Regions from separate parts of the Homo sapiens genome. Here regions 2, 3, 4, 5, 6 and 7 are each linked to region 1. The links are chromatin loops, found by intact Hi-C in ENCODE. Cell type or tissue: heart left ventricle. All regions are shown on one strand.

The links. Hi-C counts contacts between places; a loop is a spot of excess contacts. Peaks named below come from ENCODE experiments on the same cell type or tissue, not always from the same donor. Only the 100,000 strongest peaks of a DNase experiment are listed, where the experiment ranks them.
Region 2: a loop joins it to region 1, with 2.8 times the contacts of the local background. A loop is called at or near these places in 50 of 110 quality-filtered maps.
Region 3: a loop joins it to region 1, with 2.6 times the contacts of the local background. A loop is called at or near these places in 22 of 110 quality-filtered maps.
Region 4: it touches region 1 in a loop (2.4-fold over the local background); 19 of 110 quality-filtered maps call a loop at or near these places.
Region 5: it touches region 1 in a loop (4-fold over the local background); 10 of 110 quality-filtered maps call a loop at or near these places.
Region 6: it touches region 1 in a loop (28-fold over the local background); 28 of 110 quality-filtered maps call a loop at or near these places.
Region 7: a loop joins it to region 1, with 2.5 times the contacts of the local background. A loop is called at or near these places in 26 of 110 quality-filtered maps.

What each region holds. Positions count from the first base shown.
Region 1 is chr9:34,251,162-34,255,161 of GRCh38, forward strand. It overlaps UBAP1 (ubiquitin associated protein 1), which reads left to right. Exons shown (of 7, transcript NM_016525.5): 7 at 231-1,362. The coding sequence ends at 371. KIF24 (kinesin family member 24) reads right to left here. Exons shown (of 13, transcript NM_194313.4): 12 at 3,911-4,000; 13 at 1,219-3,359. The coding sequence ends at 3,219. Among named protein-coding and RNA genes, the nearest start is that of UBAP1, 74 kb to the left of the region's middle. RefSeq lists a silencer at 1,987-2,036 and an enhancer at 3,238-4,000. In heart left ventricle, CTCF peaks have their summits at 1,944 (motif pointing left), 2,144 and 2,570; DNase peaks (open chromatin) are centred at 2,390, 3,150 and 3,983; H3K27ac peaks cover 2,814 bases.
Region 2 is chr9:34,185,280-34,189,279 of GRCh38, forward strand. The region is part of intron 1 of UBAP1 (ubiquitin associated protein 1); the gene reads left to right. It overlaps LOC114224 (a long non-coding RNA gene), which reads left to right and starts at 996. Exons shown (of 1, transcript XR_158845.6): 1 at 996-2,853. In heart left ventricle, no CTCF peak of the experiment used is centred here; no DNase peak of the experiment used is centred here; H3K27ac peaks cover 1,264 bases.
Region 3 is chr9:34,082,818-34,086,817 of GRCh38, forward strand. DCAF12 (DDB1 and CUL4 associated factor 12) reads right to left here. Exons shown (of 9, transcript NM_015397.4): 9 at 3,570-4,000. Among named protein-coding and RNA genes, the nearest start is that of UBAP2, 36 kb to the left of the region's middle. In heart left ventricle, no CTCF peak of the experiment used is centred here; no DNase peak of the experiment used is centred here; H3K27ac peaks cover 3,227 bases.
Region 4 is chr9:34,072,239-34,076,238 of GRCh38, forward strand. No RefSeq gene overlaps it. Among named protein-coding and RNA genes, the nearest start is that of UBAP2, 25 kb to the left of the region's middle. In heart left ventricle, a CTCF peak has its summit at 2,157 (motif pointing left); no DNase peak of the experiment used is centred here.
Region 5 is chr9:34,095,396-34,099,395 of GRCh38, forward strand. DCAF12 (DDB1 and CUL4 associated factor 12) reads right to left here. Exons shown (of 9, transcript NM_015397.4): 5 at 2,929-3,122; 6 at 1,321-1,386. Among named protein-coding and RNA genes, the nearest start is that of DCAF12, 29 kb to the right of the region's middle. In heart left ventricle, no CTCF peak of the experiment used is centred here; no DNase peak of the experiment used is centred here; H3K27ac peaks cover 1,219 bases.
Region 6 is chr9:34,009,472-34,013,471 of GRCh38, forward strand. All of the region lies in intron 2 of UBAP2 (ubiquitin associated protein 2), which reads right to left. Among named protein-coding and RNA genes, the nearest start is that of UBAP2, 37 kb to the right of the region's middle. In heart left ventricle, a CTCF peak has its summit at 1,714 (motif pointing right); no DNase peak of the experiment used is centred here.
Region 7 is chr9:34,021,709-34,025,708 of GRCh38, forward strand. All of the region lies in intron 1 of UBAP2 (ubiquitin associated protein 2), which reads right to left. Among named protein-coding and RNA genes, the nearest start is that of UBAP2, 25 kb to the right of the region's middle. In heart left ventricle, a CTCF peak has its summit at 1,594 (motif pointing left); no DNase peak of the experiment used is centred here; H3K27ac peaks cover 852 bases.

The DNA of each region.
Region 1 (4,000 bases):
GACTGGGCTGACTCCTGAAGGTTGATGGCCGTCACCAAACCCGTTTGCCTTGGCTTCCACCACAGCCCACCTCTGCTTGCTAGGGGACCTTATGGAGACTCACGGGGCTCTGGGGGAAGGATGTAGACATTCTGCTCTCCCCCAGTCCCCGTCCCACACACACACTCCTTCACTCAGCTGTGCTGTGACCCCACCCTTTTCTTTAATCTGTGTTCTCTTCTCTCCCTTAGATGATGGAGTTTCTTCAGTTAATGAGCAAATTTAAGGAGATGGGCTTTGAGCTGAAAGACATTAAGGAAGTTTTGCTATTACACAACAATGACCAGGACAATGCTTTGGAAGACCTCATGGCTCGGGCAGGAGCCAGCTGAGACCAGGCCCTGCCTAGGCCCTGCCGCAGAACCACCATCCCTGGGAGGCCCTGCAGAGCCCACCTGTGGGGAAAGAGAAGGGGCAGCTTCCGGATTTTCTTTTGGGGGTTAGAAGGTCAGGTGTGGAGACTGCTCGCCAGTCTCTGTGAGCCTAGGCCCTGAGCTGGGGAGGTGGGGAAGATTCGGGCATGTGAGTGCCCCCAGAACTGTCCTGGCTCCTTCCGTATTAAACGCATTTGCATTTTGAGAAGTGTCCTTCCCACTTCAGCCCTCCGGAGAGACTACCCTAGTCTTTCTGGGGTGTTTATGTCCTCAGCTGAAGCCTGGCCTAGTTGCTGAGAGGGGCTGGGGAGATGGGGCGGGAGGGCCAGACTCAGTGCTGCTGTGGAGCTAGGTGCTTCCCCCTTCCCCTGAGACTGGTGGACTGAACTCCAGTCAAGTTGAGTTCAAGTGAAAGATTCTTCCAGGGTTTTATTTTTTCCCCTCCTAACAAAGTCTCATAGTGTTAACACTGGTTCTGCAATATCTCTGAGGTGCAAAGAATGCACTTTTCCCTATGGGGCCCAGAGTTTGCCTTTTCTGCCAGGCAGTCACCATGCTTCCCTACCCCAGCCTGTTTCTTTTGGCTTGGTTTGGACCACAGTCCTCTGCTACCCAGGGTTTTAGAGCCCCTGCTCTAGGAAACAGTTTAAGAAATCATTGGCCCCTTCCCAGCACATTGAATGGGTAAGCAGACAGGCCATGATTTAGTTGGCCAGCACTAACTCCACCTCTGTTCTCCTTGAACAGCTTCCCCTCCAGCCCACTGCTTTAGGATGACACAATGAATAACACCTAGTCATAGAAATCAGTCTCTCTGGTTTGTTTTGTATTATGTTGTACATCATTAAAGATCTAAATACAAAGGATATACAGTCTTGAATCTAAAATAATTTGCTAACTAACTATTTTGATTCTTCAGAGAGAACTACTAATAAAAATCTAAAAGGTATGTCTTGGTGTGATAACTTCTTTATTACCAAGGCTGTTTTATGGGAGTGGGGGGGCCATGTGGTGTATAAAGAGATTTCTTGCTTAGATTTGCTGGGGATAGAATAGGACCTAACCGTTTTCTATTTCGGAGCTTTCTTCCCACTTCAGACCTGTCCTCGTTTTTGGTTTGCAAAGGCAAGCCTAGACTGAGTCTTTTAAACCTGGCCCAGCTCCGTCTGTGGACCAAGGACGTAGGCCTTCCTGACTGTGGAGTTGGGATAGGCTGGGCCTTCAGGGGGATCACCCAGTAAAAGAGGAAGAAGCCCTTTTACTGTGAGCAGCAGGCATTTATGCATCATTTGCCACAAGCAGAGGATGGGATTTAAACTGTTTCACCAGCTCTCAGTGGTGCTGTTGTATATGATGATAGAATAGGGTTCATTCCTAAAGTAAGTAAGTTTTTGTCCTTGACCTTAATACTGTGCCATTGTCCCACTTGAGCTTTTGGCTAGACTGGGTCTTTGAAGGTTTTTAGTGATCATGTGAGGGAGGGGCCGCAGTGCCCTGCAGCCGGGAAGCACCAATAAGGATGCCCCCTGGCGGTCAGATGAGGCACTGTCAGGCTGACAAAGGGTGACTGGACCAGGCTGCTAGTGTCTCAAGAGAGCCATTTAACCCTCTTCTTGGCCTTTTAATTAAGCCCTCCTTTTAAAACCGTAAAAAGTTATCCTTTATCTGAAGGAAATAAAGGCTCACATAGTAATGGGCGTTCGGGCCAAGGCCGTGACTCATGAATCTCCATTTGACCCAGAGTGGCTTTAAAGTAATTGGCACCTGGAGGCTACTTTGTCTTCCCTGTCCTGAGCTGCTTCCTGCTAAAAAGATACACAGCAGGCAGAACTTGGCTGAAGGTTTGTGTGTGAATTCTGTTTCAGAGGCCTCAGACTGTTGAACAGAGCACTCTGTTCAACTGCCAAGGTTCCCAACACAGACCCCTGAGAGGCAGGGTGGCTGGGCAGGGTGAACTGGATGAAGGCCAGGCTAGGAGATGGACTATTCCATGAGGGGGCTGGGTAGTGAGGTGTCCCAGATAGGAGCCAGGAGCTGCCATGGAAGCATGAGAGTATCGGGCATTGTACAGAGGCCTTTCACCCGAGCAAAAGTCAGGAGAAAAATTGATGTGTGACACAGGCACCCTCTTCTGCCTCAACACTGGATTGCAGGAAGGGAAGGGAGCTGTAAATATAAGGCCTGTCTCACATCTGCTGCTGTCAGTGACACATCAAGTCAAGGTTTATGCTATTTACATTTTCAAAAACGCCTCTAAATCCCCAAATCAATCTCCAAGGGCTGATGGGGCAGAGCTCACCCCACCCCTGTCCCCCTAGCACCAATGGTTAAGTTTGGGCCAGTGTTTAGTCTTCTAAGTTAGGCACAGAATTCAGCTGGTGAAGCCTCTGGTCTCAGCATGTTGTCTTCTCTGTCTTGTGACCTCTGACCTCTAGGCTACCACTGACCACCCCATCCTCTGATCCCCAAACTTAGAAACTTCAGGGTTATTAGACCCAAATATATTCCCACAGGCAAGGGGTTAGTTAATCATATTCTCTAGGCACAAGGGAAAGGCATTAGGTTCTTCGGCCTGGCCCACCCTTGGAGGCACTCCTGTGCATGGAACTGAGGGACAGGGGCCTGTCCCTGAGGGAGAAGCTGGGACCTATCTGAAGCCACGTGGGGCTGGGGTGACGCTAGCATAGGCAGGACCAGCGTGTGGGTTCTGGTGTGTGCAGGGAGGACCTGGCAGAGGCTCCTCCAGCCTGAGAGCCCAGCACAGACTCCTGCAGGGCCCCCACCATCTCGGCACAGGGTCTGGCTCTAAGACGGCACTGTTCCCTCAGGGGCTGCGGTGGGCCCGTGGCAGGTGAGATAGAGCTGCAGCTGGCTCCTCAGACTCTGGATACACTTGGATTTCAGAACCATGATTTCATCCAGCTGGGTCACAAAATCTTCAAAATCCTGAGAAGGAAACAAGGGACGAATACAGCTTTTGCTCTTGCTGGCGCTCTGCCAGATCTGCTTTTTCAGTCCCTCCTCTGGCAGGAAAGTTTCAGAACCCAGGCCACTCTTCCAGCGGGAGAACATGTAGGATAGTTGCTATGGCACAGGGTGGGGCCTGCTGCTCTGCATTCGAGACACTTTCCAAGCAGAGGAGTATTTTGTAAGGCAGAAGGGTATTTGGTAGAAATACCTACGTGTGGTAGGCAGCAGACTGGTCACTGTTAGTCACAGGGAGGGGCCCCGACAAACCGCTAGGAAGGCAGAGCAGCTGAGGATAGAGGCTGGAAACATTTTAGCCTGGAAAAGGCGAGTGTTGCACCATCTCCCACCTGTACCTATACTCAAGATGTCTCAAAGGCGTGGCAAGAGGAGGTGTGAGGCCTCAGTTATGGTTAGTGTGTGCCAGGAGACCCTTTCCCCACACACAGCCACAGCAAACAAGGATGACCATCAAATTAGCTGCAGGCTAATTCCCAACAGCCTGTGAGTGTCCAGCCAGGGCTACTTACATTAGAAGCCAGCTGGCTCATCAGCGTCTCCTCCTTGAAGCCGAGCTCAGCCATTTCATCCAGCTGTTCCTGGTGTGCTCGGATGACCAC
Region 2 (4,000 bases), 66 kb before region 1:
GCTCATGCCTGTAGTCCCAGCAGTTTGGGAATCCCAGGCGGGCGGATTGCTTGAGCCCAGAAGTTCAAGACCAGCCTGGACAACACAGTGAGACCTGTCTCTACAGAAGTCACAGAAAAATTAGCTGGGATTGGTGGTTCATGCCTGTAGTCCCAGGTACACGAGAGGCTGAGGTAGGAGGATCACCTGAGCTCAGGAAGTCGAGGCTGCAGTGAGCTGAGATCATGCCCCTGCACTCCAGCCTGGGCAACAGAGCAAGATCCTACCTCAAAAGAAATAATCTCGGGCGGGTGCTGTGGGTCATGCCTGTAATCCTGGCACTTGGGGAGGCCCAGGCAGGTGGATCACCTGAGGTCAGGATTTCAAGACCAGTCTGGCCAACACGGTGAAACCCCGTCTCTACTAAAAAGACAAAAATTAGCTGGGCGTGGTGGCAGGTGCCTGTAATCCCAGCTACTCAGGAGGCTGAGGCAGGAGAATTGCTTGAACCTGGGAGGCGGTGGTGGCAGTAAGCCTAGATCATGCCACTGCACTCCAGCCTGGCTGACAGAACGCATCTCTGTCTCAAAAAAAGAAAAACAAACAAACAAACACATTCAGTTCTCACACTTGAATTAGGTAGGTAGGTTGTGTTATGCGTGCTTTTTATGTATTGAGGAAACAGGATCACAGAGGTTGTGTAACTTAACTAAGGTTACAACTAGGTAGACTGAATTTGAACTGAAATCTGTCCAACCTCAATGCCTATGCTGCATTCTTTTATGCCATTTTGCCCCTCTTAGGTGGTCACAGGACCATTCCAATTCCTATAAGGTATAAGCACTAGTTTTAAAGTAATACCATTGTGAACTGCTTGTTCTCATTGAAATAATAGTGTAACTGGAATGATAAATAGTTCATTAAAATTTTAGTCACATTATGTCATCAGAATTCTAGGAGGAAATGAATACCTGATTATTTTGTACTTCACAAAATAAACTGGATAAACTGGATAAATGACTGAAAGTTTCTTTTTTATATTGCTGAGTCAGATTGGATCCGGTTCATTAAGGGCCAAAATTTGTATTTGGCAGTAATCCTCATGTGTTCTCAGAATGCTTGATTGGTCATTATCAGTTGCTTAATGCTTACCAAACACTTCCAGTGTTTTGAGTCACTGAATTGGCTCATGGTAATTGTTAATCTTGTGGTTACTGAGTCAAGAGCCAGCAGTGTGTGTTTTGGCTGCTTCACTTCCTCCTCAACACTTGATATTGTCAGATTTTAAATTAATTTTTTTTTTCTAATCTGGTGGGTTTGAAATTGTATCTATAGTGTTTTTTATCAGCATTTCCTGAAGCTGGGCATCTTTTCATGTATTTTCGTTGGTCATTTGTGCTTCTGCGAAGTGTATATTCAATTTCGTTGCCTATTTTTTTGGTCTTTTCTCTTTTTCTGATTTATTTTTAAGAGTTCTTTATATATTCTGGATACTAATTATTTGTTAATTTATAGGTTGCAAATATCCTTTCCCAATTTGTGACTTGTCTTTTCATCTCTTCATAGTCTTCTGGTGAGAAAAGCTCCTAATTGTAATGAACTGAATTTTTCAGTCTTTCATGGTTTGTGTTTTGTGTTTTTTTTTATTTTTTATTTTTTATTTTTTGAGATGGAGTTTCGCTCTTGTTGCCCATGCGGGAGTGCAATGGCGTGATCTTGGCTCACTGCAGCCTCCGCCTCCTGGGTTCAAGCAATTCTCCTGTCTCAGCCTCCCGAGTAGCTGGGATTACAGGTGCCTGCCACCACGCCCAGCTAATTTCTGTATTTTTAGTAGAGACAGGGTTTCATCATATTGGTCAGGCTGGTCTTGAACTCCTGACCTCAGGTGATCCACCCGCCTGGGCCTCCCAAAGTGCTGGGATTACAGGCGTGAGCCACTGCGCCCGGCTGGTTTGTGCTTGTTGTATCAAATTTGGGAAATCCTTCTTTGCTGCCAGGCATGTTGTTTTAATAAATACAGTAGTATACCTATCTATAATGTGGTATATCTCATCTGACATTTATTTCCAATATTTGCTTGATTACAAAGGCAGACTTCTTAGAAGTTGCTTTCTTATTATCTTTGGAGTTATAGGGCCACAGGGTTTTAAAAGGAGGTTGGATTGTGCCTTACATGTGGGTTTCATACATTGTCCAAACTGAGACACCAACAGATTTGTGAATGAGATGTGCATCTTATTAAATGTTAATGTGATTTGACAATGAGACCTTTCTTTGTGTGGACAGTATTATATACAATTGATAGTGTGTCATTCAGTCTAAGCTGTTAGCACTTTCACTAAAATATATTCAAATTTTTTTTGATGTCTAGTTTTTACAGTGTTGGGCTTTATCAAGAATAGTTGTGGATTGTGGAAGAGCTGATATGGAAACAGAGGAATGTATTTTGCTTTTTTTTTTAAACTCTGTCCGGTTCCTTGGACTTGTGTGTCTCCTATCTTATCAAGAATAATTGTAGATTGTGGAAGAGTTGATATGGAAACATCTTAGAAGAATGTTTTTTGCTTTTTTTAAAAAAAAAAACAAAACTGTCCAGTTCCTTGGACTTGTGTGTCTCCTATCTACCATTAAACCCTTATGACTTAAGGTATATGTATAAATACATATATACATCTTGGTGGCATTGATTTTTCTATGTTGTGTATTAAAGCTGCTAAAAAACATTTTTTCTTTTTTTCAATGAGAAGACTAGTGATTACTTTGACTTTAGGAATTATTCTTCTAAGGAGTCAAGTATTTGATCTGGGCGAGGATCACACTGAAATATAAAACATCTGAGTAATTTGGGTTCACTAAAAAAAAAAAAAAAGAAATGTAAAACAACCACCAGATTAAAAATACACTACAAATACTGTTTACAACCACCAGATTAAAAATACAACACAAATACTGTTTATTTATACAAATAGTATACCTTTGACATTTATGAAAGGCATACTCTTAGATCATTGGGAATCCGTACTTATGTAACTACCATAGTTTATAGTGTCCTTCATGAAATACAGAAAAGTGTAACAGGAAATTTTTAGTTACCATCAGATTTGATGGGTAAATAGAAGAGAGCAACAAAGTAAAGCAATTTGAATGCTAAACTTAGTCTTCAGCTTTTTTTTTTTTTTTTTTTTTTTTAAAGAGATGGGATCTTGCCCTGGTACCCAGGTTGGTCTTAAATGCCTGGCCTCAAGTAATTCACCTGCTTCGGCCTCCCCAAGTGCTGGGATTACAGACGTGAGCCACCATGCCTGGTGCTTTCAGCTACCTTTAACTTCCTGCCTTTTTCTGTTGTTTGTTACTACCACTGGCCTATTCCAGCCTCCTTTAGTAACCTATTGGAAACTCAAGATTAGTCTGTCTTGGGCCGGGTGCGTTGGCTCACGCCTGTAATCCCAGCACTTTGGGAGGCTGAGGCGTGTGGATCACCTGAGGTCAGGAGTTCGAGACCAGCCTGGCCAACATGGTGAAACCCTGTCTCTCCTAAAAATAGAAAAATTAGCCAGGCATGGTGGTGGATTCCTGTAATCCCAGCTACTCAGGAGGCTGAGGCAGGAGAATTGCTTGAAGCCGGGAGGCAGAGGTTTCGGTGAGCCGAGATCGTACCATTGCACTCCAGCCTGGCCGACAAGAGTGAAACTCCATCTCCAAAAAATAAAAAATAAAAAAGATTAGGCTGGCTTTGCCTGTCTTTTGCTTCATCTCATCATCATGGTCTTGGTCCCAGGTGGGGTTTGCATCCTTACTGGTAAGAATGGAATCTTCCTAATCCTAAAATCTTTCTATAGTTTGGGAGTGTTAACATTTCCTTCAGTAGTTTCATGGGGAAGGATATGGGCAGTAACTTCCCCATTTCTTTCTTCTAGTAGATCATTATATCTTTTTTTTTTTTTTTTAAAGACAGAGTCTTGCTGTGTCGCCTAGCTTGGAGTGCAGTGGTGCGATCTTGACTCATTGCAACCTCCTCCTC
Region 3 (4,000 bases), 170 kb before region 1:
GATGATCTGCCCACCTCGGCCTCCCAAAGTGCTGGGATTACAGGTGTGAGCAGCCACGCCTAGCCTATTATTATTTTTTGAGACAGGGTCTTGCTCTGTCACCCAGGTTGGAGTGCAGTGGCGCAATCATAGTTCACAGCAGCCTCAAACTCCTGGGCTCAAACAGTCTTCCTGTGCACCATCATGCCTGGCTAAGTTTTCAATTTTGTGTAGAGACCAGGTCTTGCTATATTGCCCAGGCTGATCTTGAGCTCCTAGTATCATGCAATCTTTCTGCCTTGGCCTCCCAAAGTGCTGGGATTACAGGCATGAGCCACTGCGCCTGGCCAGTTTCTTTCTTTTTTTTTTTTTTTTTGAGACAGGGTCCTGCTCTGTTGCCCAGGCTGGAGTGCAGTGGCACAATCCTGGCGCGCTGCAGCCTTAAACTCCTGGGCTCACGTGATCTTCCTGTCTCTGCCTCCCAAGTACCTGGGACTATAGGTGGGCATCACCATGCAAGGCTAATTAATTATGTGTAGAAATGGGGTCTCACTATGTTGGCCAGATTGGTCTCAAATTCCTGGCTTCAGGCAATCCACCCCAGCCTCCCAAAGTGTTGGGATTACAGGTGTAAGCCACTGCACCCAGCTCAGTTTATTTTAAGGTATGAGTTGATCATCTGTTTTCTTCCTGTCCATAGCGCTAGCAATGTTAATTATAGCTCTGAATACACCTTACAGCTTAACAAGAAGCATAGTAAACATGTGACTATGAGCACTTTTTTTTTTCGAGACGGAGTCTCTCTCTGTTGCCAGGCTGAAGTGCAGTGGCGTGATCTCGACTCACTGCAACCTCTAACTCCTGGGTTCAAGCGATTCTCCTGCCTCAGCCTCCAGAGTAGCTGGGATTACAGGCACGAGCCACCACACCCAGCTAATTTTTTGTATTTTTAGTAGAGACAGGGTTTCACCATGTTGGCCAGGATGGTCTCGATCTTCTGACCTCGTGATCTGCCTGCCTCGGCTTCCTAAAGTGCCAGGATTATAGGTGTGAGCCACTGCACACGGCCTGAGTACTGTTAAATAGTATTATTATGCCTTAAAAATCCTGACTTCGGCAGTTCCACACTAATCAAGAAGAGTGTTCAGATGTGAGGCCCAACCCAGGGGGATTCTGATAGAGGATAGTCCACACCTCTCTTGGAGAGTGGAATCATAAAAGAGCTCACAACTCCATCTCCATCTTGAGTTCAGTTCACACCTTTCTCTCCAGTGGTAGTATTCCTATGTCTCACATTTCTTTCATTGGATTCTTCTTTGGAGGAGCTAAGGGCAGAACCAAGCTAAGAAACCTGAGCAATTTATTGTCTTCATCACTGGTTTCAGAATTAGCAGCCTATGTTTCCATCCTCCCAAACATTTCAGTTATCTCAGCACACTAGCGTGAAGAAAGATATGAATGAACTAGCATGAAGCAAATAACACTGAGTGATTCCTTCTCCTGTCCACCCCCCACTCCTCATTGTTGTCTTCTAGATACCAGCAACTGAAAAGCAGAACAAAAACACTTGGATCGTAGGCTAACTCCTAAAAGATTGATCCCTGGTGCTGATACAGGTATGGACATCCTGACTTGCTATTTCTGGGTATCTGCACGAGGAATGGCAGCTGGATCAGAGTGGCCTGGACTGCGGGCAGTCTTTAGTTTTATTAGGAACACAGGGCCAGATCAATAATCAATTAGAGTTGGCAGGGGACCAGGGACTTGGAGCATAAACAAGTCATGAAGGGCTAAGAATTCAGTTCAGCTACAAAGCCTCCTGTAGAAGGACCCAAAGGATGAGGAGCCAGCAGACTATTTGGAATAAGGCATGTGGCATGCGGCCTGAGACAGAACAAGAAGTGCCTGAGAGAGAACAAGAAGTTCTTTCACAGAAGGGAGTAGGGACTGCTGGCTAAAAAGGGACCCCATAAAGCCCACAAAGCCCTTCTGTGATACATGCTTTGCTGGAAAGTCTGGCTGGAAAGTGGGAGCAAGGCCAAGATTCCATGGAGGCCAGAGGCCTAGACCAAGTCAACCCCACATTCCCTAAGTCACCTTTCTTTGTGAGCATGTTCTATGGAACAAGTCCCATAGTAAAATACCAAAAACCTAAGAGTTCAGTTGCACATGTGTACCTTTTTCCTTTTATAAATATTCATGACTCCTCCTATAGCTTATTAAATACATATATTCAGCCACCTTGTTCAACATAAATTCCTGTCCCCTTTGCCCCTCCCTCAGTTTGTGTTTCTGACTTCTGGCCAGAGGCTGTACTTCCCAGACTGTCAGAATGGCCACCCTGCAGACTGCAACCCTTTGAGAAATAAAGCTCTCCTTTCCAATTTTTAAAAATAAAAAAACCTGATGGTAAAGGAATGAAGCTGCTTTTGTTCTAATCTGCATTTCCCAAAAATGATTTGACAATATATTTTGTTTGGAGATGGAGTCTCACTCTGTTGCCCAGGCTGGAGTGTAGTGGCACAATCTCGGCTCACTGCAACCTCTGCCTCCCAGGTACAAGCAATTCTCCTGCCTCAGCCTCCCAATAGCTGGGATTACAGGCACCCGCCAACACGCCCAGCTAATTTTTGTATTTTTGGTAGAGATGGGGTTTCACCATGTTGGCTGGGCTGGTCTCAAACTCCTGACCTCAGGTGATCCACCCACCTGGGCCTCCCAAAGTGCTGGGATTACAGGTGTGAGCCACTGCACCCGGCTGACAATGAAGATTTTACAAATACCTTCTAAATTCATTTTGGGAAAGGCTAGTTTCAGCCCTTTCCAAATGTAACTCGTCTCCTCTGGGGAGCCCTCTCAAATTGCTTTAACTTACTCATCTCCCCTTCCTGTCTTGCAGCCTTTGATCATATAGGAACCCATGTGTCATGTTCTGAACCAGTCAGTCTCTAAGGCAGGTGCATAGAGCAGCTGTGTCCAGCTTGCCCTGGAAAGAACAAGTACCATGTGGCAGAAGAATAGGGACGGCCTTGCCAGGCTCTGCGGCCTAGCCCTGGTGGGTTTCCCAGAGATGACTGTGTGAGGAAGGGTGGTATGATTTGGCAGTTTCTCTCAGCTACAGCTCCAAATAGGCTCTAGAAGAGCATCACTCACTGTGGTCACTGTGTCTTCCCCTTACAAAGGGCAGTGAAGGTCTATGGTTCCAACTACAAAAAACAAAAATTAATATCCTATTCCCAGAGTACTATGCAAGCACTTTCAGCGTCATTCTCAGGGCACCATCCAAGCAGACAGGGCCTATTACCAACCCTTACTTATGTAACAGAAGTAACGTCACACTACTTCAGTACCCTGGGCATATCCACCCTCAGCTGGACCTCAGAGCAACTCATCTTGGGCTAGAGTTGGGGACCCAGAGCAAGCAGGTCTTAGTATTTGTGCCTGCACTTGACCTGCCTCTAACCTGGAGGTAATGGCTTGTGTTCCCCTTCTGCCACAAGCAATCCCAACAGCTCAAGCCAACCTTCCAACTAGTCATGTGGGGCCTTTTTGGCAGGCTCCTGGCTACACAATACTCACTCACACCATTGTGCACTGGAATAATTTTTATTTTTTTCCTTGGCAAAAAGTCAAGTGCTACATTTTTAAAAACAGAAAATCTCAAACAATCAAACGCATTACCCATTACAGAAGAGGGTCTAGCAATAGTACAAAACATCCTACTGAAGATTTTTTTTTTAAATATACAAGTCAGTTTAAAATGATAGAAGTTCTGTGAGAACTAAGAAATCTACAGCCTGTAGTTTAATAATAGAAAAAAAATTAAGACAATTAAAAGATCTATAGCATCCAGCATTTTGCTTAATTCCCTGTTTATAGCACCTATTTCTCTAGGTTCGAAGATGAGAATTCCAGAACCTGTGGTATGTGCTGTGTAACAAGTTAGGGTGGACTTGCTGTCTCTCCTCTCCAGTAGCCCCCCACCATTAAAAGGAGAATATATATATAATTTTTTTTCCAA
Region 4 (4,000 bases), 180 kb before region 1:
GAGTCTAACTTTGTCGCCCAGGCTGGAGTAAAGTGGTGAGATCGCACCACTGCACTCCAGCCTGGGTGGCAGAGCGAGACTCTGCCTCAAAAAATTAAAAAAAAAAAAAACAAGGAAGAGAGAAGCTGGAGTCTTGGGACCTATGAGCAGATAGTTTAGTGGAAGCCTGGGAGGCCCTCTCCTCCTTCTGTGGAGCAAAAAGTCACCTCTCCAGGGACCTCTTTGACTTGACAGATCCCTTTGGCTGTATCCTGTCTCCTGCTCTCCCTACCTCTAGAATCACCTCCCTACCCTAAAGCCAAAGGAGTCTGAGGCAGAGTCAAGACTCTCAGAAGCAAGTTAAACCAGTTCCTGCAGGCCCTGACATGCCCTGCTGAATAGCCCCTGCAGAAAATTCCTGTCCTCAGCTGTAGCCACAGCTGGCTACTGATGGTAAGAAAGAGACCTGAGGAGGGGAGAGATCTCAAGGAAAACACAAGTCGACACCTTCCTTCAAATACAGATAGAGCCAAACTGGACTTTTAGGAGCTGAGACCGTGCCTGTGGGGCAAAGCTAACACTCAAGTCACCTCTTTCTTGGTCAGCATAGTGGCTACTTCTGCCTGAAAGGACATCTCCAAAGAGCACCAATGCCTGTTTCTTGGGGCCTCCATCCAACTGTGTCAGCTCAGATCCTAGCAGAGCTCCCGGTGTTCTCTGAGAAGCTGCCTCCCAGCAATATCTGAGAGCCCAGGTTTCAGTTTCTTCCTCCAGGTTGCTCAGGTCCCCTGAGTCCCGGGGAAAGGCCACACATGGCTTATTCCTCATGCAGGCAATATGGCTGGGTGTCTTGCCTCACTGTGGTTATATAGGGTAGGCTACAACCAGGGGGAGTACAGAGGTTAATGGTTCAGGATTGGGTAAAGGCCTGGCTGGAGGCTTGAGGGCTTGGAGCTTGGTGTAAAAGTTACCTCCCCCTGTTTCTGGTGCTTCAGAGTCAAAATTATTTGGCCTGACTTTAAGTGAGGGAGTTCTGCCATCTCTCCTGGACTGTAAGAGCTCAGCCGATGACTCAGGGAGCCCTAAGAATGCTTTACAGCTGTGCTCTGTAAACACCGTCACGTTTTATGTTGCAGAAGTTCACAGTCAGCCAAGAGATTTAGTTACCTGCCTGCAGTCAAAAGCTGGTTAATGATTAGAAACAGGATTTAACTGGGAGCTTCAACCTCAGATCCAGTGCTCTTTCTCTAAGCTGCCTCCTACCTAACTCCTCCAATGCTCTATTTATTTATTTCAGATAGGATCTGGCTCTGTCATCCAGGCTGAAGTGCAGTGGTGCAATCATAGCTAACTACAGCCCCAAACTTCTTGTGCTCAAGCGATCCTCCCATCTCAGCCTCCTAAGTAGCTGGGACTACAGGTACGTGCCACTTGTAGTGATTTTTAAATTCTTTTTTTAATAGAGATGAGGTCTTGGTATGTTGACTAGGCTGGTCTTGAGCTCCTGGCCTCAAGCAATCCTCCTACCTCAATCTCCCAAAGCGCTGAGGTTAGGTATGAGCCACCGCACCCCACCTCAATTTATTGAATTTGGTGATCCAGTGATCCAGTGGCAACATTCCATTCCTTCCACAATAAGATCTATTTGGCTTTAAACAAAACACACACACTTCTGAGAAGCTGTATGCTCACATCTTTGTAAATCAAATCTGCAGATAAATGCAGAGGGAAGCTTGATTCAAGGATTGCTACTCTGAAAACCTCAATAAAGTGAAATAAAACCCCAAAAACTCCTTCGAGTTTGAGACCAGCCTGAGCAATAAAGAAAATCCTGTCTCTAAAAAAAAAAAAAAAAAAATTAGCCATGCAGGGTAGTGCATGCCTGTAGTCCCAGCTACTCAGGAGGCTGAGGTGGGAGGATTGCTTGAGTGACCAGGAGGTTGAGGCTGCAGTGAGCCAAGATGGGGCCACTCCACTCCAGCCTGGGCAACACAGCAAGACCCTGTCTCAAAACAAAAACAAAAAACTCTTTCACACTACAGCTACCTTCCTCTCTCCGCAGTCCCTTTAAAAGACATTTTTGTGCATATCTTTGTTTTCTCCACACTCCATGTGGAATTTATGCAGGAGAGGGATCTCCAGAAGCGAGGAGCTAAGCTCTGGCTCCCCCTACTGGGTATATGATGGATTCATTGGCCCCAAATCTCCCATAAGACTCTGGGGCTCTCCAATCTTGTACCTGCCTGTGCTTGGAAAGCCTTTAGAAGGCAGGGCTCCCTAAGGAGAGATGTGACCGTGGAAGGCTTTCTAGAAGAGTTGGAACCTGAACTACATCTTGAAAGATTTTGACATGGGAAGTTGGTAAGCTGGTTTGTAATTATTTCGTCATTTAACAATATATCTTAACAATCATTGTATGTCAGTACCTATAGCTTTACCTCTTTTTTTTTTTTTTTTTTTTTTTTTTTTTTTTTTTGAGACGGAGTCTCGCTCTGTCGCCCAGGCTGGAGTGCAGTGGCGTGATCTCGGCTCACTGCAAGCTCCGCCTCCCGGGTTCACGCCATTCTCCTGCCTCAGCCTCCCGAGTAGCTGGGACTACAGGCGCCCGCCACCACGCCCGGCTAAATTTTTGTATTTTTTAGTAGAGACGGGGTTACACTGTGTTAGCCAGGATGGTCTCGATCTCCTGACCTCGTGATCTGCCCGCCTCAGCCTCCCAAAGTGCTGGGATTACAGGCGTGAGCCACCGCGCCCAGCCTCATTCTTTTTTTTTTATTATTATTTTTATTTTTATTTTTTTGAGACGGAGTCTTGCTCTGTTACCCAGGCTGGAGTGCAGTGGCGCGATCTCGGCTCACTGCAAGCTCTGCCTCCCGGGTTCATGCCATTCTCCTGCCTCAGCCTCCCGAGCAGCTGGGACTACAGGCGCCCACCACCACGCCTGGCTAATTTTTTGTACTTTTAGTAGAGACAGGGTTTCACTGTGTTAGCCAGGATGGTCTCGATCTCCTGACCTCGTGATCGGCCCGCCTTGGCCTCCCAAAGTGCTGGGATTACAGGCGTGAGCCACCGTGCCCAGCCTCATTCTTTCTTTTTTTAATTATTTTTATTTTTATTTTTTTTGAGACGGAGTCTTGCTCTGTTACCCAGGCTGGAGTGCAGTGGCGCGATCTCGGCTCACTGCAAGCTCCGCCTCCCGGGTTCATGCCATTCTCCTGCCTCAGCCTCCCGAGTAGTTGGGACTACAGGCGCCCACCACCACGCCTGGCTAATTTTTTGTACTTTTAGTAGAGACAGGGTTTCACTGTGTTAGCTAGGATGGTCTCAATTTCCTGACCTCGTGATCCACCCGCCTCGGCCTCCCAAAGTGCTGGGATTACAGGCGTGAGCCACTGCGCCCAGCCCTTTTCTTTTTTTTAAATCATCCAGCCCAAAATGTCAAAAGGACAAGCTTATGCTTTTATTTATTTTTATTTTTTGAGACAGATTCTTGCTCTGTCACCCAGGCTGGAGTGCAATGGTGCAATCTTGGCTCACTTGCACCCTTGACCTCACAGGCTCAAGTGATCCTCCCATCTCAGCCTCCCAAATAGCTGGGCCCACAGGTGTGCACCACCATGCCTGGCTAATCTTTTTTTTATTGTTTTTTTATTTTTTTTTAGACAGTCTCACTCTGTCGCCCAGGCTGGAATGCAGTAGTGCGATCTCAGCTCACTGCAACCTCCGCCTCCTGGGTTCAAGCGATTCTCCTGCCTCAGCCTCCTAAGTAGCTGGGACTACAGGTGTACACCACCACACTCGGCTAATTTTTGTATTTTTAGTAGAAACGGGGTTTCGTTATGTTGGCCAGGTTGGTCTAGTACTCCTGACCTTAGGTGATCTGCCCACCTTGGCCTCCCAAAGTGCTGGGATTATAGGCGTGAGCCACTGCACCTGGCCATGCCTGGCTAATTTTTTAAATTTTAGAAATGGGATCTCCCTGTGTTGCCCAGGCTGGTCTTGAACTCCTGAGCTCAAGTGA
Region 5 (4,000 bases), 160 kb before region 1:
TTTGAGATAGGGTCTCGCTCTGTCACCCAGGCTGGAGTGCAGTGGCAAAATTACGGCTCACTGCAGCCTTGACCTCCTCAGCTCAAGTGGTCCTCCTGCCTCAGCACTGCTACCCTCCAGTAGCTGGGACTACAGGCATATGCCACAATGTATGGCTAATTTTTAAATTTTGTTGCAGAGATAGGGTCTTACTGTGTTGCCCAGGCTAGTTTTGAACTCCTGGGCTCAAGCAATCCTCCTGCTTCAACCTCCCAAAGTGTTGGGATTACAGGCCTAAGGTATTGTGCCCAACTGGATTTTGGAGCATTCTGGATTAGGGATGACCAATTTGTATTGTAAATTAAGTCTATTTTCTCATTACCTTACATGATTATTTCAGAGATGGTTTATCTTAATTTGATCGATCTTCAATTGCCAAAGGTTCCTAACACTCAGGATTTCCTTCCCTTACAGCATGCCAAGTAGTCATCAATCTATAAAGAAATACTTAAATGCATTGTTGAGGAGGACTGCTAGTCAAAGGAGCCTCTCAGGAAGCTTATGCAATAGGAAAGAATCACCCTGTCTTACTCTTTAAAAGACTTTCCTGCAAGAGAGGCACACCAGACTCAAAATTTCATGTACTGTGCAAAAACATGCCCAGGCCTTTGGAGAACTGGTCTTTTAAACAAGAATTGAGACCAGGTGCAATGGTTCATGCCTGAATGCCCAGCACTTCGGGAGACCAAGGTGGGAGGATCGCTTGAGGTCAGGAGTTCAAAACCAGCCTGGGAAACATAGTGAGACTCTGTCTCTACAAAAAATTAAAAAAACAAAACAAAACAAAAAAAACAACCAGATGGGTGTGGTGACACATGCCCATAGTCTCAGCTACTTGGGAGGCTGAGGCAAGAGGATCGCTTATGCCCAGGAGTTCAAGGCTGCACTGATCCATGAGCCATGACTGCACTCCAACTTGGGTGACAGAGTGAGACCCTGTATTTATTGTCTTTAAAAATAAAAATACCAACCTGGCCAACATGGTGAGACTGTGTTCCTACTAAAAATACAAAAAAAATACCTGGGCATGTTGGCAGACGCCTGTAATCCCCGCAGCTACTCAGGTGGCTGAGGCACAAGAACTGGTTGAACCCAGGAGGCAGAGGTTGCAGTGAGCCAAGATTGCACCACTGCACTCCAGCCTGGGCATCAGAGCGAGACTCTGCCTCAAAAATAAATGAATAGATAAAATAAACATGAAAAAAAAGCTCAGCTAGAATTACAGTATTTTAACTGTAAGGTGAATTATTAGGTAAAACCACAAAATCATGTTCATCACACCTTAGATAGTGTATTTTCAGCCTTCCAGAGATGAAAGTAGCCATCCAGAGACACTGCTCCCAGTTCCTACAAGAGCAATGAAAACCAGGTTATATTATCATCTATAGCAACTAATGTACGATAATAAGCAGGCGAGGATTCTAAGGTCAGGGTCCTTTATTCCTGTCTCGTGATGATTCCAGCAGAGGTGCCAGTAATTATTAGACCATTACTTCACCCTACAGAACCTAGCTGAATGGCATATTAAATTGAGGCTGCCAGCAATAACACAGGCACCCATGGTTGAAAAACTCCTCACTATGCTATCACTCCCTCAACGTCCTGTTGGAGAGTTAAAGCAGGGCACATATGTGAAGGACAGTTTCATAATCTAGTGTGAGAATTTCTATAAGTGAAGACTCTAATTTAGGAGAGATTAATCTACCCTTAGGCCATAAATACAGATGGGATAGGAGGTTGAGGGAACTACCCTTCAAACTGTGGCCTGATTCAGATTCTGGAGAAGCCTTTCTCTGGCTCTGGGTGTATATTCTGACACTGCTTTTTTTTTTTTTTTTTTTTTTTGAGATGGAGTCTTGCTCTGTCACCCAGGCTGGAGTGCTGTGGCGCAATTTCGGCTCACTGCCAACCTCCACCTCCTATAGTTTTCCTGCCTCAGCCTCCTGAGTAGCTGGGAATACAGGCATATGCCACCATGCCTGGCTAATTTTTTTGTATTTTCAGTAAACATGGGGTTTTACCATGTTGGCCCAGGCTAGTCTCAAACTCCTGACCTTGTGATCTGCCTGCCTCGGCCTCCGAAAGTGCAGGGATTACAGGCGTGAGTCACTGCGCCTGGGTGACACTCTGCTTTATTAAAACCTCAGCATCAGATCTGACTCAATAAGGTAAGACTTAGTGGAAATGTGAAGGGAAAGTAGGCAGTAAAGAATACTGGCCAGGCATGGTGGCTCACGCCTGTAATCCCAGAACTTTGGGAGGCCAAGGAGAGTGGATCAACTGAGGTCAGGAGTTCAAGACCAGCCTGGCCAACATGGTGAAACCCCGTCTCTACTAAAAAATACAAAATTAGCCATGTGTAGCGGTGCATGCCTGTAGTCCCAGCTACTTGAGAATCTGAGGCAGAAGAATTGCTTGAACCTGGAAGGTGGAGGTTGCTTTGAGCTGAGATCGTGCCATTGCACTCCTGCCTAGGTGACAGGAGCAAAACACAGTCTCAAAAAGAAAAAAAAAAAAAAAGGAATGAATACCAAAGAGAAAAAAAGTGATTGTTTTCAGAAGCAAGTATGAAAATCATGCCCAGAATACAGCACCTGCAAAGGCATGTGCAAATGACAGACAGTCAAATCAGGGTGGCCCTAGGGGAATTCTGTGAGGCTGACCCACAAATATAGACTACTCAGAGAAATACTGCAGACACCAATTGAAGGGGTGGGTTTCAGAGCCTCAGTTATAATTTCTCACCAGCATCACTCAGCCTTTAAGAGGTGTTCTGTGGGCTCAGAACCATGCTATGTAGCAAGCACTGATGGGGAAGGAAAAAGGAGTGCATATCCCAAGACATAAGCAAGAGGAATACACGTCAGGGATCCCTACACAAGTTCATACCTTGTTCTTGTTGTTGAAGGCCAGAGCCCGAACCTTGCAGTTGTCAGGGTTTGTGTCTTCTTTGGGGATGTCCTTTAAGGCCTTGTGAGTGATGTGTGCATACACAGGGACCCGTGACACATTGTGTCTCGCATCACTTTTGGTCAAAACATCATCTGTCACCTCCCAGAGTCCCATAGAACCATCACGTGAGCCTGCAGGGCCAGGAGAACACAGATGTCAGATGTACCCACCCCTCTATGGGAAATCCCACAGACGCCAAAGAGGGCTTTCATAGTCTAGCTGTTTGTGCATCATCCTCATATGTGCTGAAGCTTGGCCAGATGGCCCACCCTAAACACAGAGCAGTAGGCATTTTAATAGCTACACTAAGAGAATTATTCACCTAAGGTCTAGGCATTAAAATATAACTTTTAAGTTTGACATGGTTGTTGAAATTTATTTATTATTATTATTTTTTTTTGAGACAGAGTCTCGCTTTGTCACCCAGGCTGGAGTGCAGTGGTGCGATCTCAGCTCACTGCAACCTCCATCTCCTGGGTTCAAGCGATTCCCGTGCCTCACCCTCCCAAGTAGCTGGGATTACAGGTGCCTGCTCCATGCCTGGCTATTTTTTTTGTATTTTTAGTAGAGACGGGGTTTTACCATGTTGCCCAAGCTGGTCTTGAACTCCTGAGTTCCAGCGATCAGCCTGCCTTGGCCTCCCAAAGTGCTAGGATTACAGGTGTGAGCCACCACACCTGGTCTGCTTTTTTTTTTTTTGAGACAGAGTCTCGCTCTATCACCCAGGCTGGAGTGCAGTGGCACGATCTTGGCTCACTGCAACCTCGGCCTCCTGGGTTCTAGCGATTCTCCTGCCTCAGCCTCCCAAGTAGCTGAGATCACAGGCGCATGCTACCATGCCCTGCTAATTCTTTTTATTTTTATTTTTGAGATGGAGTCTTGCTGTGATGCCTAGGCTGGAGTGCAATGGCGCAATCTTGGCTCACTGCAACCTCCGCCTCCCAGGTTCAAGCGATTCTCCTGCCCCAGCCTGTAGCTGGGACTACAGGCGCGTGCCACCACGCCCAGT
Region 6 (4,000 bases), 240 kb before region 1:
ATGGTCTTGAACTCCAGAGCTCAAACAATCCTCCCACCTCAGCCTCCCAAAGTGTTGAGATTACAGGTGTTAGCCACCATGTCCCGGTTCAAAATGTTTTTTTATTAATTGGTAAGCCAATAGATTCAAGCACTTATCCTACCATACAGTATAAGAAGTTTGTAATTTTTGTAGAGACAGGTCTCACTACGTTACTCAGGCTGGTCTCGAACTCCTGGACTCAAGCAATCCTCCCACCTCTGCTGGGACTACTGGAGTAAGCCACCATGCCCAGCAGGAAACAATCTATGTAAATATTCCATGTAACAAATGAAAAATAAATGACTTATATTTCCTTTTTTTTTTTTTTTTTTGAGACAGAGTTTCGCTCTTGTTGTGCAGGCTGGAGTACAATGGTGGGATCTCTGCTCATCGCAACTTCCGCCTCCTGGGTTCAAGAGATTCTCCTGCTTCAGCCTCCCAAGTAGCTGGGATTACAGGCATGTGCCACCATGCTTGGCTAATTCTGTATGTTTAGTAGAGACGGAGTTTCTCCATCTTGGTCAGGCTGGTCTCAAACTCCTGACCTCAGGTGATCTACCTGCCTTGGCCTCCCAAAGTGCTGGGATTACAGGCATGAGCCACCACGCCCAGCCCGAGGTCCTGTCTATTAAAAAAAAAAAAAAAAAACAGCCAGGCACAGTGGCTCACACCTGTAATCCCAGCACTTTGGGAGGTCAAGGCGGGCAGATCACCTGAGGTCAGGAGTTTGAGACCATCCTGGCCAACATGGTGAAACCCCGTCTCAACTAAAAATAGAAAAATTAGCCAGTCATGATGGCAGGTGCCTGTAATCCCAGCTACTCAGGAGGCTGAGGTGGGAAAATCACTTGAACCTGGGAGATGGAGGTTGCAGTGAGCCCAGATCGCGCCACTGCACTCCAGCCTAGGCAACAAGGGCAGAAACTCTGCCTCATAAAAAAAAAAAAAAAAAAAAAAGACAATAAACAAATAATACACCCTAGTCAATGACATCCATTCTGAAGTGATTAAGAGTACCATTAATCATTTAATTCACTTTGAAAAGCATTAAAAACTTAGATAAAATAATGGCTGGCTAAACAGATGTGATAAAACAAATAGAGCAAAAAGGTAATAGAACATATGGATATTGACTGTACAACTCTCAACTTTTCTTCATCTGTGACCATTTTCATAATAAAGCATTGTGGGGAGGGATTTTGGCAGACAGAAAAGGAGTACAGGCGGCGGCTTGGGGTGGTAGATGTGTTAAACAGGAGCTACAACAAACATTTTTTTTTAAAAAGTAAAATTATGGATTACTTGTGGCTATCCACTCACTGCACAGTAAGTATTATTATAAGAACATCCCTGGTTTCAAGACATTTCAGACAGAAACTACTTCATGCAGATATGTCAGAGTAGAAGATAAACCAAAGTCAGGGAGTATGGCTGAAATCTTTGTGGAAAAAGTATGAAAAAGTAATGGCAGAGTGGGGGAACCAGGAACAAATAATGACCCTAAAGGCAAGAATATTTAAACTTGAAAACTGCCTGAGAACAGCCAGTGCTTTGTAAACGTGCACAATTTACAAAACCAAAGAAACACCGACCCGATTAAAATATTAACAAACAAGCACTTGATGGGTGAAAGAATCTCACCAAATATTTCAAGCAGAATAGTTATTAATAATCGCATTTTGCTGTAGGGGGCAGTCTGGGGCTTATATATGTTTCTACATTATCATTCTGATACTGTTTCACCCATACATTTCTAACTATAAAGTCACTATTCATTGCCATATGTAAGGTAAATGCCAATGACTGATTTATTCAGACTTAGCTTTTTCAGCTTAAGTATTATATGACACAAATACTGTATTTCTCTTCAGTAATATCTTTTTTATTCATAAAAGGGATAGACAGACTACTTCTGAAAGCATAGCCAATACACATAATAGTCATTTAACAATAACAATATAGTAACACTAGTGCTAGCATATTTATGAAAATAAATTTTAATGAGAACTTTAAGTATTTTTTTTAACTTTATAAAATACCCTGAGTCAAGAAAAAAATAATTTTCTTTGATAAACAATTCAATAAATATTTGATAAACAAAGCACCAAACATAAGAGTATAATAGGGAAGTTACCAGGCTGAGCTCTAGGAAGTGTCAAGAGGTCGGTACAGCTTGGGAAAAAAGAGGAAAAATCAGGATCAACTGGTAATTCTTAAGTTAAACAAGGTCAGTGCACCCTCCCCTGCAATAAACATTAGTGACATACACTAGGTCACATCTCAAGTTGAAAAATATCTTGCCAAGAAAAGTACCATCACTACAGCTCTTCCTCTGGATCTCTTACCCATTCATATGGCTTATTACGAACTAAGCTGCTTTCACAGTGGAAAATGTGAAATTTTTCAAATGAATCCAAATTTTTTTTAATTAGAGCTGTCACCCAGAAAAAAATTGGAAATAATAATAAAGTAGGATTATTTATGCCCACCACCAAAGATAAACATTAACAGTCTACTAAGCCTGTACTCATTAATGTTCAACAGTTTTGCATTAACTTTACATATTTTTTTCAGTTGATCAGGAAGTATACCTTTTCTAAGACATTTTATATCATAATTTTCAAATATTCTTATAATCACTTCATAATTGTGGAATGTTCACATAATTTTGTGGAATTTTCACATAAATTCACAAGAGAGTTGACATCTGAATACAATGTATATTCCACAATCTAATTAGCTAAAAAGGACATTACAGCTGGGCCCAGTGGCTCATGCTTGTAATCCCAGCACTTTGGGAGGTCAAGGCAGGCGGATCACCTAAGGTCAGGAGTTCGAGAGCAGCCTGGCCAACATGGCGAAACCTCGTTTCTACTGAAAATATAAAAATTTGCCAGGCATGGTGGCGCATGCCTATAATCCCAGCTACTCGGGAGGCTGAGGCAGGAGAATCACTTGAACCCAGGAGGCGGAGGTTGCAGTGAGCTGAGATCGCACCACTGCACTACAGCCTGGGCATCAAAGTAAAACTGTCTCAAAAAAAAAAAAAGGCATTATGAGGACCATTGAAAAAATATAAGTATGGTCTGTAGATGTTCTGATTTTTTATAATTGTACTGTAATTATGTAAAAAGATCCTTGTTTTTTAAAAAACACTGAGGTATTAAGTGAAGAAGAACCTTATTCACAACTACTTGTCAAACGTTTCTGGGAATAAACTGTAGGGAAAGGAAGAGAACAGGATAAAGTAGATGTGACAGAAATGTTAAAATCTGGGGAATCTGAAAAAAGGGTATTCAGTAATTATTCATATTCCCATTGCAACTTTTCCGTAAATCTCACAATGTATTTTTTTTTTTTTTAAATTGAGGTTCACGGTCAGGCCCAGGGGCTCACACCTATAATCCGGGCAGTTTGGGAAGCTGAGGTGGGCAGATCACCTGAGGTCAGGAATTCAAAACTGACTAACCTGGCCAACATGGTGAAACCCCTCTCTACTAAAACTACTAAAATTAGCCGGGTGTGGTGATGTACAAGTGTAGTCCCAGCTACTCTGGAGGCTGAGGCAGGAGAATCACTTGAACCCAGGAGGCACAGTTGCCGTTAGCCGAGATCAAGCCACTGCACTGCAGCCTGGGCAACAGAGTGAGACTCTAGCTCAAAAAAAAAAAAAAAAAAAAAAGAGGTTAAAGGAGATTTAAGTAACTCATCTAATTACTAAGTGCTAGACCCAGGACAAAAATCCTGGTTTATACGGATTCAAAAGAACTCTCACCACCTGCTGCAGTGGCTCACGCCTGTAATCCCAGCACTTTGGGAGGCGGAGCTGGGTGGATCACCTGAAGTCAGGAATTCAAGACCAGCCTGACCAACATGGTGAAACCCCGTCTCTACCAAACATACAAAAAATTAGCCAGGCGAGGTGGAGGCAGAGGTTGCAGTGAGCTGACATCGCACCATTGCACTCCAGCCTGGACAA
Region 7 (4,000 bases), 230 kb before region 1:
CTGCAACCTCCGTCTCCCGGGTTCAGGCGATTCTCCTGTCTCAGCCTCCCAAGCAGCTGGGACTACAGACGCCTGCCACCACGCCCGACTAATTTTTGTATTTTTAGTAGAGATGGGGTCTCAACTTGTTGGTCAGGCTGGTTTCGAACTCCAGACCTCGGGTGATCCAACCGCCTCAACCTCCCAAAGTGCTGCAATTACAGACATGAGCCACTGTGCCCGGCCCCATTGGATTATTTTTAAAATCACCTTCAGGCCAGGCACCGTGGCTCACACCTGTAATCCCAACACTTTGGGAAGCCAAGGCAGACAGATCACCTGATGACAGGAGTTCAAGACCAGCCTGGCCAACGTGGTGAAACCCTACCTGTATTAAAAATTCAAAAATTAGCCGGGCATGGTGGCGCACCTCTGTAATCCCAACTACTTAGGAGGCTGAGGCAGGAGAATCGCTTGAAGCCAGGAGGAGGAGGTTGCAGTGAGCTGAGATTGCACCACTGCACTCCAACCTGGGCAACAAGAGCGAGACACCATCTAAAAAAATAAAAATAAAAAAATCACCTTCAGCACTAATACTCTGCAATTCCATCTTAAGTATCTAAAGTGAAGCATCCAAGCTGGGCAAGGTGGCATGCACCTGTAAGTCCCAGCTATTCAGGAGGCTGAGGCAGGAAGATCACTTAACCCACAGTTCAAATCCAGGCTAGGCAACACAGCAAGACCCCTTTTTTTTTTTTTTTTTTTTTTAAGACACAGTCTGGCTTTGTTGCCCAGGCTGGAGTGCAGTGGCACGATCTCGGCCCAGCAACTTCTGCCTTCCAGGTTCAAGTGATTCTCCCACCTCAGCCTCCCAAGTAGCTGGGACTATAGGTATGTGCCACCGTGCCCAGCCGATTTTTTTTGTATTTTTAGTAGAGATGGGGTTTCACCATGTTGGCCAGGCTGGTCTTGAACTCCTGACCTCAAGTGATCCACCAGCCTCAGCCTCCAAAGTGCTGGGATTACAGGTGTGAGCCATCATGCCCAGCCACCTATCTCCTTAAATAAATACATTTTAAGAAAAGAATAAAACAGAATTAAGCATCTAATCAAAAGCTAACTTGTTGAGTAGTATTCCTACCACAAAACCTTTTTAAGAAGTGAGTAGTTTACTCATAGATTTCCAGTTCTGTTGATTGGATTATCTGATCTTTTTCTCACTGTTTATTCTCAGTGACCCCATTTATGAAAATAATCGGCTGGGTGCAGTGGCTCACGCCTGTAATCCCAGCACTTTGGGAGGCCGAGGCAGGCGGATCACGAGGTCAGGAGATGGTGACCATCCTGGCTAATACAGTGAAACCCTGTCTCTACCAAAAATACAAAAAATTAGCCAGGCATGGTGGCACGCGCCTGTAGTCCCAGCTACTCGGGAGGCTGAGGCAGAAGAATCGCTTGAACCCAGGAGGCAGAGGTTGCAGTGAGCTGAGATCGCACCACTCCACTCCAGGGAAACAGAGCAAGACTGTCTCAAAAAAAAAAAAAAAGAAAGAAAATAATCTAGGTGAAATAACAAAATGAGACTTTCTCCATACAGGAGTGCCATCTGGTGATAAAAATCTGCATGTACAGAAGAAATATACTTAACCCATATTCAATGTACATTAATTTTTTGATTTACAGAAAAATGACTTAATCTTTATAGCCTCACTACTATAACCAAACATTTTGATATAATGTACATGAATCCTCACTTGTCAAGGAAGAAAACCATAACTCTTTGTTATAACGCAAACTATTAAAATTTTACTGGTCCATGTTCACAGTATCAACATTAAGACTATATCTCCTTCCAATCATCAATTCTTAATATTCCACAATGAATACGTAATTAGCCTATAAATAATGACCCGGTTGCATGGCTAAACCAGAATAGTTGCTTTGTGAAACATAAAAACTACATGGCTTACTTTATTGTTTGGAAAAAGTTTTTCTCTTAATTAAGGTTTACTGCTCTGGGTTATATATTCATAAATTGTTACTACAAAGACTTCTAGCTTAAAAATAGCAAATACAGGCCGGGTGCAGTAGCTCACGCCTGTAATCCCAGCACTTTGGAGGCCAAGGCAGGCGGATCACGAGGTCAGGAGATCGAGGCCATCCTGGCTAATAAGGTGAAACCCCATCTCTACTAAAAATACAAAAAATTAGCCGGGCATGGTGGCACGCACCTGTAGTCCCAGCTACCCAGGAGGCTGACGCAGGAGAATCGCTTGAACCTGGGAGGCGGAGTCTGCAGGGAGCCGAGATGGCGCCATTGCACTCCAGTCCGGGTGACAGAGCAAGACTCTGTCTCAAAAAAAAATAAAAATAAAAATAGCAAATACAAGGATGGGCGCGGTGGCACACGCCTGTAATCCCAGCATTTTGGGAGGCCGAGCCGGCTGGATCACCTGAGGTCGGGAGTTCAAGACCAGCCCGACCATCTCTACTAAAAATACAAAATTAGCCGGGCGTGGGGGCACATGCCCATAATCCCAGCTACTCAGGAGGCTGAGGCAGGAGAATCGCTTGAACCCGGGAGGAAGAGGTTGCGGTGAGCCAAAATTGCGCCATTGCACTCCAGCCTGGGAAACAACAGCAAAACTCTGTCTCAAAAAAAAAAAAAATAGCAAATACATTCTTTGAAAAATAAAAATAATTGTAAGGGCCTCAGGACATCCAAGAATGCATGCTTAAATAAATTCAGATTAACTTGTCTTCTGTCAGTTGTGCCTCTCCACACTATCACTGAAATGTTATAATACCTAATTCCCTATTCATAAAAAGTCTTAATATTAAAGATGTCCAGCAAAAAAATTTCCAGAGATGAAACAGGTTTCGCACAACAATCACAGGGGATGGGGGATGTGACTGAAATCTTCTGGAAAAACGGGTCAGAAAATAACTTTAACAGGATGCATGATTCAACAGACAAATTTTCCCGTATTAATTTTACATAAAACTTCTGATAAAGCCAGGCGCGGTGGCTAATGCCTGTCATCTCAGCACTTTGGGAGGCTGAGGCGGGTGGATCACTTGCGGTCAGGAGTTCCAGACCAGCCTGGCAAACATGGCGAAACCCTGTCTCTACTAAAACTACAAAAATTAGCTGGGTGTGGTGGCGTGAGCCTGTAATCCCAGCTATTTGGGAGGCTAAGGCAGGAGAATCACTTGAACCCGAGAGGCGGAGGTTGCAGTGAACCGAGATCATGCCACTACACTCCAATCGGGGCGACAGAACAAGACTCTGTCTCCCCAAAAAAAAAAAACTTCTGATAATTGTGAATCCATTAAATCAAGGTAAAAGCGTAAGTTACCAAAATATTCTTCAAGACCCTTAAAAATTGTTACCACCACTGAACTGTAAAAATGACTGAGACATGGAAACTAGACCGTAAAAATCAACACCTTCAACTAACATACTGTTAGGAGGAACTTCTATGTCCTCCTTTTCTGGGAAATGGAGCTGTGTGTAGTAAATAGGAATGCTTCTACAACAAGTACCCAGTTGCCAGACCATAGGAATTCAGTGTACACTTGTGTTCCATCATCTATCACTTTCCACTCCCAAGAGTTCTACTACACTGGAACAGGTTCCAAGAGAATTCTCAGAATAGAAACAGACAAGAGCAAAAGATTCTAAAAATAATCCAGTAGAAACTCAAACATACCTATCTCAAGTTCTTGAGGGGCAGGAAGCACCAGGCTTACTTCAATCTATCCAACCAAATTTTGAAACCCGTATTTATCTCACCTCAAAGTGAATTAAAGATGTGATAGATTTTAACACAGGTAAAGAACTGCTGCTACATTTTTAACTTCTTTAGAAACAAAATCAGCAAAATATAATATAAAGCTTCCTATTAACGATTAAAGTGAAAAAATTGTCTAAATGTAATGAGGAAAGAAAGTCTCCGGCCGAATAAACCAACCTGATAAAACTACAAAGATATTCTCTATGAAAGGAATAGTTTTGGAA